Linked DNA regions of Homo sapiens: region 1 is linked to region 2. Evidence: read pairs that join two places in POLR2A ChIA-PET (ENCODE). Cell type or tissue: MCF 10A. All regions are shown on one strand. Links, peaks and the distances in the headings refer to the core of each region. The heading gives the core; the rest is flanking DNA. Region 1 has its middle 81 kb from the start of LINC02674. Region 2 has its middle 130 kb from the start of LINC02674.

Region 1 (5,386 bases), core at 118-5,117, 210 kb before region 2:
GGGCATGTTCTCACCTCCAGGCTCCTGTGCTTTCAAGTCTCAGCTGTGATGTCACTTTCCTAGACCAGCTAAACCCGCTTTGGGTCTTATAGCCCTCTGGATTCTCCTTTATGGCACTCATACCAGTGTGATGACAGAGGGCCTTGTTATCCTGAGGTGATCCTCCCTGAAAGGACACCTCAGACCAAGCCCACTTAACATAGGAGCCAGTATTTCATGGGAAATGGGATTTAAAGAAGATTTGATTAAGATTTTCTTGAAAACGGAGATTAGAAATTATGAACATAAATTTATTTTTATCTTATACTTACCCAATTTTAGATTCTAATTTCAACCACACACTGAAGTTTAGAGTGGACAAAAGTTGAATCAGATGTTGATAATTTCAAGCAATATAATTTTTATGACAAAATCGGATAATGGCATGAGATGGCCTCCCTTGTTTTGTAATTTTAAAAAAAAATTCTTTAAAACAAAAACATAAAGAAAGCTGTTTATTGCAGAAAGGGTCTAGGTCTTTATGCATTTGCCCAAGGGCTTCCTTTAACCACTTGATCCAACCATTCTGTTTTGACTATGAATTCATCATCCGTGGCAAATCCCTCTCTCTCTGTTGTTACGTGATCTAACTGTCAGAGCTTCATCTATCATTGGCTTGGCCTGGGGTTTAAGCTGTTCTTTAGCATCACTGTCGTAGACATCATAAAATCCTACAGCTTTGGTAAAGTCTTCAATTTTTTTTTTCAATTTGTTTGTACTGCAATTGCATCATACTGTCAGATAACAGAAAGAAAGAAACAAACAAACAAAAAACAAGGAGAGATGGAACAGAAATGATGACAGCTCTTTGGGCTGTGATAGATGCTGACATTATGTATGTTGTTTGAGTAGACACTGATCTTACAAGTGGTTAGTTCACTGAATATTTTTGAAATTCTCAGGCTAATTTCTGTTTCTCTATGAAACCTCATGAATGTGGACACTTGGCTAATAAATACTCAAGAGTATGTGGCCTCCCTATGTACGAATATTTGTGCATTTACTTGTTTAATGTTATCTCCCTCCCTGGACATCAGCTCCATCAGAGAGGGACCTCTGAACCACAGGGGCCTAGAACAGGTCTAGCCTAGAGTCAGGGCATGGTCAAATGTTTGCTGAACAAATATGCAAGCTCAAGAGGAACTGGGAGGAGAGGATCCTTGATAGAGTGGTCTCAGCTCATCGAATCATTCCGTTTTCAGTGATCTGGGCTCCTTAAGATCAAGCATTGGGCTGATTGGTTGAAATTGTTTCCTTATTGTTCTAGGGTAGTGTTTAGGAAAAGGAATGTATGGGCCAAGCTACTGCTCTTCAGGTGAAAGCAAAGGAGAGATGATTGCCCCCCAAGGGGAAGAGTTTTAGGGTTTTTACTCTGGGCTTGGCTAGTGAGGGTGAGTTGTGGATCTGTGTTAGGGTACTCAGGCTAAGCAGAAGCTCTGGGAGAAGAGAGTGCTGCTACTTCTGACCTCCACTGGGAGAGCCCCTTCCAGAATTCTCTCTGCTCCAACCTGGGAGGGGAATGTGTATGTGTGTAAGTTCCTTGCATGGTTTTGGGAGCTTGGTGGCTTCAGGCCTGTCTCTAAGAGACAAGCCTAGGAAGCTGTATATAATAAACCAATATTGTGGCTCCAGACAATCTCTCAGAAGAAATGCAGTGTCTTGGGTAATTTTCTTTACTTGGAAAATGTCACTCAAAGTGGCTTGCTTTGGGAACATTTTAGCCCCTGGAGATTACCTAATACTGGGCCTCTCACTCTTGGCCACACAAGTAACCCTCATGACAGATGAGAGTAGCCATGTACCCCTGAAGACACATGCTGGAAGGAGGACACTTCTTTGATGTTTTATTGGAAAATTAATGTACATTTTGCATTTGATTTCAAGATGTGCTCAGGTTTACTTTTATATAAAAATACTACCTCCTCAAAAAAAAAAAAAAAGAAAAAGAAACCCTTCAAGTGAGTCAGGCTTGTGTGCTCTCAGGCAGTAACACAGGGGTTTCCACACCCCAGTTTGTGAAATGACTCATGTTAATGACTCATTTCTGGAATAGTAACTCTTCACCTCAGCCACTGCAATGTGGAATGCACCAGCATCATCAGTCTCTGGGTCCTCCTTAGCACTGATTCTGGGTTAGAAAAGCAACAACTCTCTTGGCTAGTGTACACCTTCACTTTCATGAAATTACAGCTCCTTCCAGAGAGCAGTTAGATGTTCATTATGATCTAGTTTGATCATTTAAGAAAACAAAGAAAATATATATATGCTACACATGTTTTAATTTTTCTTCTTACTGACTTTCGAAAAATAAGTTGTTGGATCAGTTTCCAGATAGGTAGAAGTTTGAATATGGGAGTTGAGCAAATTCTTGAGGTTCACTAAGGTTTTTCTTCTCATTAAGATCTGGGGGATTTCTTTTCTGAAAGGCCTAGCCCCTGCTCTGCTCCTGCATTTTCTGAAGCCTTTACATCCCAACAGAAAGCTCTTTCTGGATTTAGATGTTGACAGTAATTTCGTTTCTTTACATGCCAGCATAAGCTACAGTTTCTTTCTGGTCAGCATTTTTCAACTTCATATTTTAGCCCAGAATCCAACAACACCATTAGAAAACTGACGAAGCATTTTATATTTGTGCTCCCTCGTCAGGTAGCTAAATCTCAGAGCTTGACATTTAGGCACATAAAAAAAAAAAAAAAAAAAGCCCCAGATACTGTGCTATGCGTCAGCTGGTTCATACAATTTTACCACATTCATGATATTTTTGTTAATAAGATTTAGTATCACAGAATGAGACAGAACTAGAAGGGGCCTTTAATGATCATTTAATTTAATCTCCTCATTTTTAGTGGAAGAAACTAGGCACCAGAAAGGTTTAGTGACTTACCAAAGGTCACACAATGAGTTAGGAACAGGGTCCCAGTCTGCTGACTCATTCTGGGATACCACAATATAGAGTTAACTTTTGCTGCATGTCAAACTGCCCCAGTGTTAATGGCTTAAATTGCTTATTTAGGTAAAAATTCTGTAGGTTAGCAATTGGCCTGGGCTCAGCTGGGTGGTTCTTCTGGTCTTTGCTGGGCTGGGCTGATCTTGGCTGGGCTTACTCATGTCTCTGCAGTCAGGTAGTATGTTGGCTGGGGCTGGCATGTGATGATGGCATCATCTGAAATTACTGAGATAATAGAGGCTTCTCCCATGTGATCCCTCATCTTCCAAAATGCTAGCCCAGGTTTGCCCTCATGGCAGTTACAGGGTTCCAAGAGCAACAAGGGAGAAATCTCTCAATGTGCAATCATTATTTTAAAGACACTACTTATGTCATGATTGCTAATGTCCCATTGGTCAAAGTAAGTCACAAGAACAAGCCCAGATGAAAGGGAATGGACAGAGAGAGAGAGAGAGAGAGAGAGAGAGAGAGAGAGATAGGATATCCTATAGGCCATCTTTTTAAGAGTCTCACTTCTAGTTACCTGGGATGACAATAATGACATGCAGTTGTAAATGATATCATGGGCTAGCCTCTTATAATTGAGTTATTTCAGTTCATCTGGTGCTGGTAGATTTTACTTTATTGTATATTATTTTCTCTTCAAGTACAATCTATTGTAGGTGGACATATGAGAGAACCAAAAAAAAAAAGGTACTATTTCTTGTTCCCCAGTTTATGATAAAAACTCTCTTTAAGCTCCCAAAATGCTGTTAAAAAGAAGCTCAAAGGATCTGTGGATCTATCCCAATATTTATTTGTAGGTTCAAGGAGCAATAATAGTTCTAGCCTTCATATTTTAGGACCATTATATGGTTTGTACATGAAGCTCATTCTTTACCCCATTTGACTTTCATAGTCTTCCTGTGGAGTAGCTGGGCATGAGATATTTGCACTATTTTACAGATTGGGAACTAAGGCTCAGATTCTCACTCCTCCTGCCCCGCCCCACCCTACTGCCCCAGGAATTGCCATGGGACTCCATAGGTGTGATGCCTGTGTTAATTTCCTCTTCCCCCAAGTCTAGAAGCCTGTGGAGAACCCCCAAACAGCTCTCCCTCAGCTCTGTGATTTCTCTCCAGTCTCAAGGTTGGAGGACCATTTTAACTGTGCCATTCTGGGAAGAGGGTTCCTGCCTTTTCTTTACTGAGAGGAGCCAGGCCACAGATGTGGGCTCCTGGCCTCCAACTTTCCTCTCAAGGTGCCTCAATTTGTCTGAGTGTCATCCCCTCATCCTCGGAGGGTCCTCCTCCTCCACCTCCTTCTCTAAGTTTAGTCCTTCACTGGGATCCTGATTCCATCCCTCTCCTTGCTGGGCTCAGGGAAGGTTCCCTGGAGGAGGTGGTGTGTAAACTGACCCCTGGATGATGAGGAAGGTCTTTCTGGTATCAGGCATTGGCAACAGTTTGAAGTATTTTCTAGTTAAGAGGAAATGGTAGCAATCAGTATGAGAACTGTGTGGCAGCTTTCATGACTGGAGGTTAGAGTGTGTTATTAGGGGCAGGAGGAAGGGAAAAGATGGGCCCTTCCCTCAAGTGGCCTCACCACAATCTATCCCACCTCAATGGAAAATCACTGGCTGGTGGGAATACGTCTTAGAGAAGGGTCCAGCTTGCTAGCCAGAGGCCACAGGTAATAGCCACCTGGTGCTTTCCCCTAGCTGGGACAGATGAGCACATATTCTCTCATGCTCTTGGAAAGCCTGGAGTGGTGTAATAAGGACCAGCATCCAACCCTTTGCCGGATTACTGAAGGCAGGTGGTGAGGAAGCCACACTCCACACCAGTCAGCATCTCCTCCATCAGACCTCAGGGCCTGGAAAAGTCATGTCTCCTCTGAGAAACTGCTGTGCTCTCCTTGGGTTGGTTTGTGTTTCATCTGGTGGATACCATGCATAGTTAGACTGTCATTGATTGTAGTTTCCTTTCTTCTTTGGCTGCTAGGAAGCTCCGAGCTGAGTGTTTTCCTAATGTATTTTAAAGAGTAAAAATCAGTTTGTTGATTTTTATAAATAGAAATATAATAATAATTAAAAATTTTCAACAGTGCAACAATGTATGAAAAAGAAAGTTTAGGTTTAAAAATCACTCCAACTATTACCATTAGGTAAAAATATTACAGATATTATTTTCTGTCTCTCCGTTTGTGGAGACACACACACAAACATACACACATGCAGTTTTCCATATATGTCAATATTCATGAATGGACTTCCATCTATCTATCTATCTATCTATCCATCTATCTATCTATCTATCTATCTATCTATCTATCTATCTAATTACTTATCTATATCTACCTCTCTACTTATCTTCTTTCTCAGTCTCTCGTTCCATCAATCAACCAATCAACCAATCAATC
Region 2 (5,386 bases), core at 314-5,313:
TTGATGCTGCCATACTTGTCTCCAAACATCATGTTATACTGATGAGGGGACTGTGGTGTGTTTAGGATGGAAGTGAGGAGTGGAGGAGGGAAAGGGAGGAAGAAAGAAACCAGCAGCAAGTACTGGAATGACCATGTAAACCTGAAAATGCTCGAGAGTGAAGCCAGTGTGGAGGGATGCAGAGGCAAAAAAGAAAAAAAAGAGCAACAACCAAGCCCCCCAAGGATGTCATCCTAGCATATTGATCCAGCCCTGCTTGAAGCAGGATCTATTTTTTGGACCTTTCAGTTACATGACCCATACATTTTTATTTTTGGCTGTGGCAGTTTGAATGAATTTTATACAAAATCAAAAGAATACAATCTAAAATAATATCCTACTTCATTTCCCTTCACCTCTACTCTTCAACAATTCAAACCTAATTGGAGAGACAGCGTGCTATCTAGCCATTCATGATCATTCCTGCCTTTTATCCATTATCCATCCATCCATCCATCCATCAATCCATCCATCCATCCATCCATCCATCTATCCATCCATGTATCCACCCAGTATCTATTGAGCACTCACTTGGAACCAGATGTGAAAAGAACAAAGATGAATGTGAGAATGCATCTTTTCCTTAAAGAGCTGCAGGCACATTCACAAAACTGCAAATCTGGTAAAACAGCTACTATTCAATAGCAATGTACAGTTAGAGGGGCAGCCTTACAAATGGGATGGTGTGACTTTGGGAGAAGTTTCTCTACATTTCCATGTATTGATTATTTAAGGCTACTTAAAATATTGTACAGGTAACAAACCTACACGTTGTGCACATGTACCGTAAAACTTAAAGTATAATAAAATAAAAAAAAATTGTACAGGTTATATGGTACATTTTAATACAATCCCCACCTTTTGCTTCAGCTCTCTGAATTGAATGATGCACATTTTTGAACGAATGAATTCTCAAACTTCAAGCCCCCTCCATGTGCATACATCTTCACTGTCTCAAAAGACTCCAGCATGAGGCCAGGGAAGAAAAGTGTCAAGTATGTTCAATATTTAAACAATTTAGAACCTCCCTATATCTTCTGCCATAGAGACATAGATTTATTTCCTGGTGAGATGGAGGGATCCTTTCTCAAGAGCTCCTAATAGAAATCCTTCAGTCACTCTCAGTGAGTGGACTTTAAACACAGGTAGAGACGTATCATCAAATGGATGTTATTTAGAAGACATGTTTAAAAGACTAAAGAAGAGACTGGCCTGTCCAGCTGATTAATTATTTTTCAGCCAATTTCTCCCTGCTAAGGGTACTTTTATCACAAAAATGATCAAACATAACGCAAATTTATTAGGAATGCATCCTTGATTTGTTTCCATTTGAGATGATTATGGGCTTATTATTTATTTTGCAAATGAACTCTGAAAACCTTTAACGTGCAGTGTTATTTGGTAACAAGATTTGATTTAGAATTCACATTGAGTATAATAAGCTATCAAAGGAAATGTTGCATCAGAATCTTTTGTGCTGTGTGTGTGAAATGTTCAAAGTAAGTACAAATATGACAAAATCTAAATCGTACATTTAAGAGGAAAATGGTGCTAAAAATTCTTGCTTGATGTTCAGATAATACAAGCAGCTTATAAGCCTTTGTGTTTTACTTATCTGCATTGTAAATAATATTAGGAGCATCCTAAAGTCATGGATTATTTATAAAACACAGATCAAAAGTCAATGAGTTTAAAAAACATAAAGTTAAACTTTTTAGTCTTTTTCCATAAGGCAGCATGACTTTTTCATATGCTCCCCACCTTTGAACAAATATGTTCACAGCAGCATCATTAAACATGTGATCACATCTCAACATAGCGGTGTCATTCACACGTTTTGGATGGGTGAGGGTGGGTCATTCTAGTGGTGCCCAAACATTATCAGGGAAGGGAGAACTGTCAGTTTTTAGAGAGTCATTTTTAGAAAGACATGGGGTAAAATTTGGGGGCTGTGAAAAAAAGAAAAGCTGTACTCCTGGATTATTATCTCCCCTCACATCATTATTTTCCTCTCTCACAGTCTACAATTCATTACCTAAATCTTGCAACTACGTACCTGTCTCCAGCCTCTCAATCTCTTCGTAAGCCACAGAAGAAACTTCTCCTTCGGATCTTAGATTCCAGCTGTGTGCTAAAGGGGACAGTGTTGGAGCCAAAATAGGGAAGAGATGTCACCTGGTAGCACTTTCCATAGGATGTGTGTTGTTGGTGGTGTTTTGACACTGAGCCGTCTGGCGTTGGAGGCCTCTAAAGCAGTGCGTCTCAGGCTTGAATGTGTAACAGAGTCCCCCAGGGCTTGGGAAATGCAGATTCTAATTCGGATGGTCTGAGATGGGACCAATTCAAACAAGCTCCCAGGTGATACCGATGCTGCCAGTCCTCAGCCTGCACTCTGAGTAGCAATGCTCTGAAGAATAGTGAATTGATATTCAAGATAGGGAAGCGCTGGGACATTAGGAATAGTGTGTGTGTACGTGCATGTGTGTGCATGTGTGCGTGCATGTGTGCATGTGGTGGCAATGGCCTCCTAAGGCGTGGCCCATTCTTTGCCAACTCAACTCACTTGCTCTGGTGAGTAATCCAAGCAGTGTAAACATGTTTGACTCCTCAGACTGTGAGCTATTATTTGAGTCTCACACTATGAGATATTATTATTGAAAACCCTATTTTACAGATGAGGCACAGAGAAGTTAAGTGTCCTACCCAGTGTCACAGAGCTAATAATAGAGATAGGACCTTTTGGACCCACCCTGCCAGGATCTACACAACATGCCTTTAACCCCTAGGCGATCCTTCCTCTGAGAATGTGTTTCAAGCTCTTTCCATCCTTGGGACCTTTGCAAATGCTGTTCCCTCTGCTAAGAGTGTCCCCCTGCGCCCACCACAACCTTTGCTCGATGACTCCACCTTCAGATTTTAGCTCAAACATCACTTCTTAGACAGCCTTCACGGACTCTTGTCTTACTTCAAATTAAATACGCTCTGCTTTTCTCTCAAAGCACCATGCTGCCTTCCCTCATAGGTCTAATCACATTTTTCAGTGTTTTGATTCCTACTGTTAGCTTGTTTTCACACCCATCTCCCTCACAAAACTGTAAGCTCCATGAAGCCAGGGACTATCACTGTTTATTTCACTAGCCTTCAACACTGTGTCTGGAACAAAATAAAGGCTCTAGACTACCTTGATTGACTGACTGAATGAATGAAGTGGATTTACATTCTGCAAATAACCACTAAGCCACTAGAGGGCAAATATATTCATCACATGGACATACATTTCTCCAGTGTACCACATATGGTTGACATACCTAAGAAAATGAATTCAAACAGCATTTCAGCTCTCATATGTGCCATTGACCATACAATAGGTAGAATAAAAAACTCATCTCAACTACATTAAAAAAATGAGGATATGAATTGCAAAAGTCCATTCATTTCTAACTTCCTGATGCATCCCTCACCAGACACTGAAAAGAAAAAAATAATCCAAACGAAGTCCGAGAGGATTTTCAGGTTTTCAGAGCACAGTTCTACTTTTATTCTTTTTTGCTCAGGTTCTGTCCCAGACTTAATGATATTCCTTTTTCCCATGGTGTGCAGGGAACTTGGGGGGAAACTGAGCCTGAGAGCGGCATAAATACAGGTTTTTTTAGGGACTTGGTCCATGCATGGTGTCTCTGCAATGAGTCATCAGGGCATCAAGGATGATGTCAGAGAGGATGTATTAGGCTGTTCTTGCATTGCTATAAATAAATACTGAGACTGGGTAATTTATGAAGAAAATGGGTTAATTGGTTCACGGTTCTGCAGGCTGTACAAGAAGCATGATGCTGGTATCTGCTCAGCTTCTGAGGAGGCCTCGCGAAGCTGACAATCATGGCAGAAGGCAAAGGGCAACTAGGCACATCACATGGCCAGAGCAGGAGCAAGAGAGAGAGTCGGGAGAGGTGCCACACACTTTTAAACAACCAGACCTCCCAAGAACTTCCTGACTATCTCGAAGATAGTACCAAGAGGGATGGAGATAAACCGCTCATGAGAAATCCGCACCCATTAGCCAATCACCTCCCACCAGGCCTTGCCTCCGACACTAGAGATCACATTTCAACATGAGATTTGGGCAGGGACACACAGGCAAACTATATCAGAGGACAGTTGTCATAGCTTGAGTTCTCCCAGAAACAGAACTGGAGACAAGAATTCTGGGCAGGCTGTCTGTTGGGAAATAAGATGGACATGGGAAGTCCACTGTAAAGTGTGTGTTATCCAGCCAGCGACCACTGGGTGCCTGGAATTTAATCCCATGGGGAGACCCCGAGAAGCATTAGGGCCGCCCACCATTTCACCTCTTTACCAGTTACTATTCTACCCACTGAGAAGCACAGACATTCACACGCTACTCCAGTAGGGGGGATGTAATGCTCAGGCACCCTAGCCTGCTTGAAGTGGGCAAGACACTTTACTTCCAGGGCTGGAGAGAAAGCTCTCTGGCAAAGATACAGAGAATGGCAGACTGAAGGATGAAGAACGGAGAGAGTCAGGGAAAGAGATGGCGTCTACTCCAACAGCCAGGCTGATTCAATCATCATTTCCTAGTTGGGAAGAAGAATCTGGGAGCTGACAAGCCACAGGTTTGACTCACAATGACATTTCTTATGTCCCTAGGTCCTCAAATCTTCCTCTGATCCCCCGAAGCTACCAAAACAAAGGGAATGTTATGGCCATGGAGCTGTCACGATTCCAAACTCTAGCATTATTGTGGTCACTTGCCTTCAGGAAGGAGGCCTGCTCCAAAGACCAGTGCCACTGTCCCATGGTGTCCAGATTCTTGAGATGACTTCTCTCCTAAGTGCAGAGATGGTCCTGGCTTCCTGTCTGCCATCCTGTGTGATCTTGGACTTGGGTCTGAAATTTTCTGGCCCTTTATTGCCCTGTCTGTGGAAGAAAAGAGGACACCCTGACACCTTCACCATGCCTATTTCACAAAGATGTTATGAGAAGAGACGAGATACTATCTGAAATCTACTTTAAGCTCAAAGGAAAAGTGCTCTCATGAGCTGTATAAATATAAGTTATTACACAGTATTATTTTAACCTGGCCCAAGTTTAGATTAGTTGTATGAATCATTCATCAACCTTTACTTTGCATAATTAAAAACGTGTGGTTCTTGGAATCTTTGTTTGTGAGGCAAGTTAACATGGCAGGACTAGGACTGGCAAGCTCTTAGTAGTCAGTGACTTCTGGTCTAAGGACAGATGCCTTGACTGATGGGTGAAATTCTATTGTCAGTTCTCATTTGGAGATATTCTTCATCAGTTTGTTGCAGATCCATGATGCATGCTTTTT

Evidence for each region. ChIA-PET counts read pairs that join two places held together with the same protein. Peaks named below come from ENCODE experiments on the same cell type or tissue, not always from the same donor. Only the 100,000 strongest peaks of a DNase experiment are listed, where the experiment ranks them.
Region 1: POLR2A ChIA-PET joins it to region 2 with 7 read pairs; 2 of 35 experiments call an interaction of 5 or more read pairs at or near these places.

Annotation. Positions count from the first base shown.
Region 1 is chr10:117,651,250-117,656,635 of GRCh38, forward strand. No RefSeq gene overlaps it. Among named protein-coding and RNA genes, the nearest start is that of LINC02674, 81 kb to the right of the region's middle. In MCF 10A, for the core only: no CTCF peak of the experiment used is centred there; a DNase peak (open chromatin) is centred at 2,072.
Region 2 is chr10:117,857,752-117,863,137 of GRCh38, forward strand. No RefSeq gene overlaps it. Among named protein-coding and RNA genes, the nearest start is that of LINC02674, 130 kb to the left of the region's middle. In MCF 10A, for the core only: a CTCF peak has its summit at 3,287 (motif pointing right); no DNase peak of the experiment used is centred there.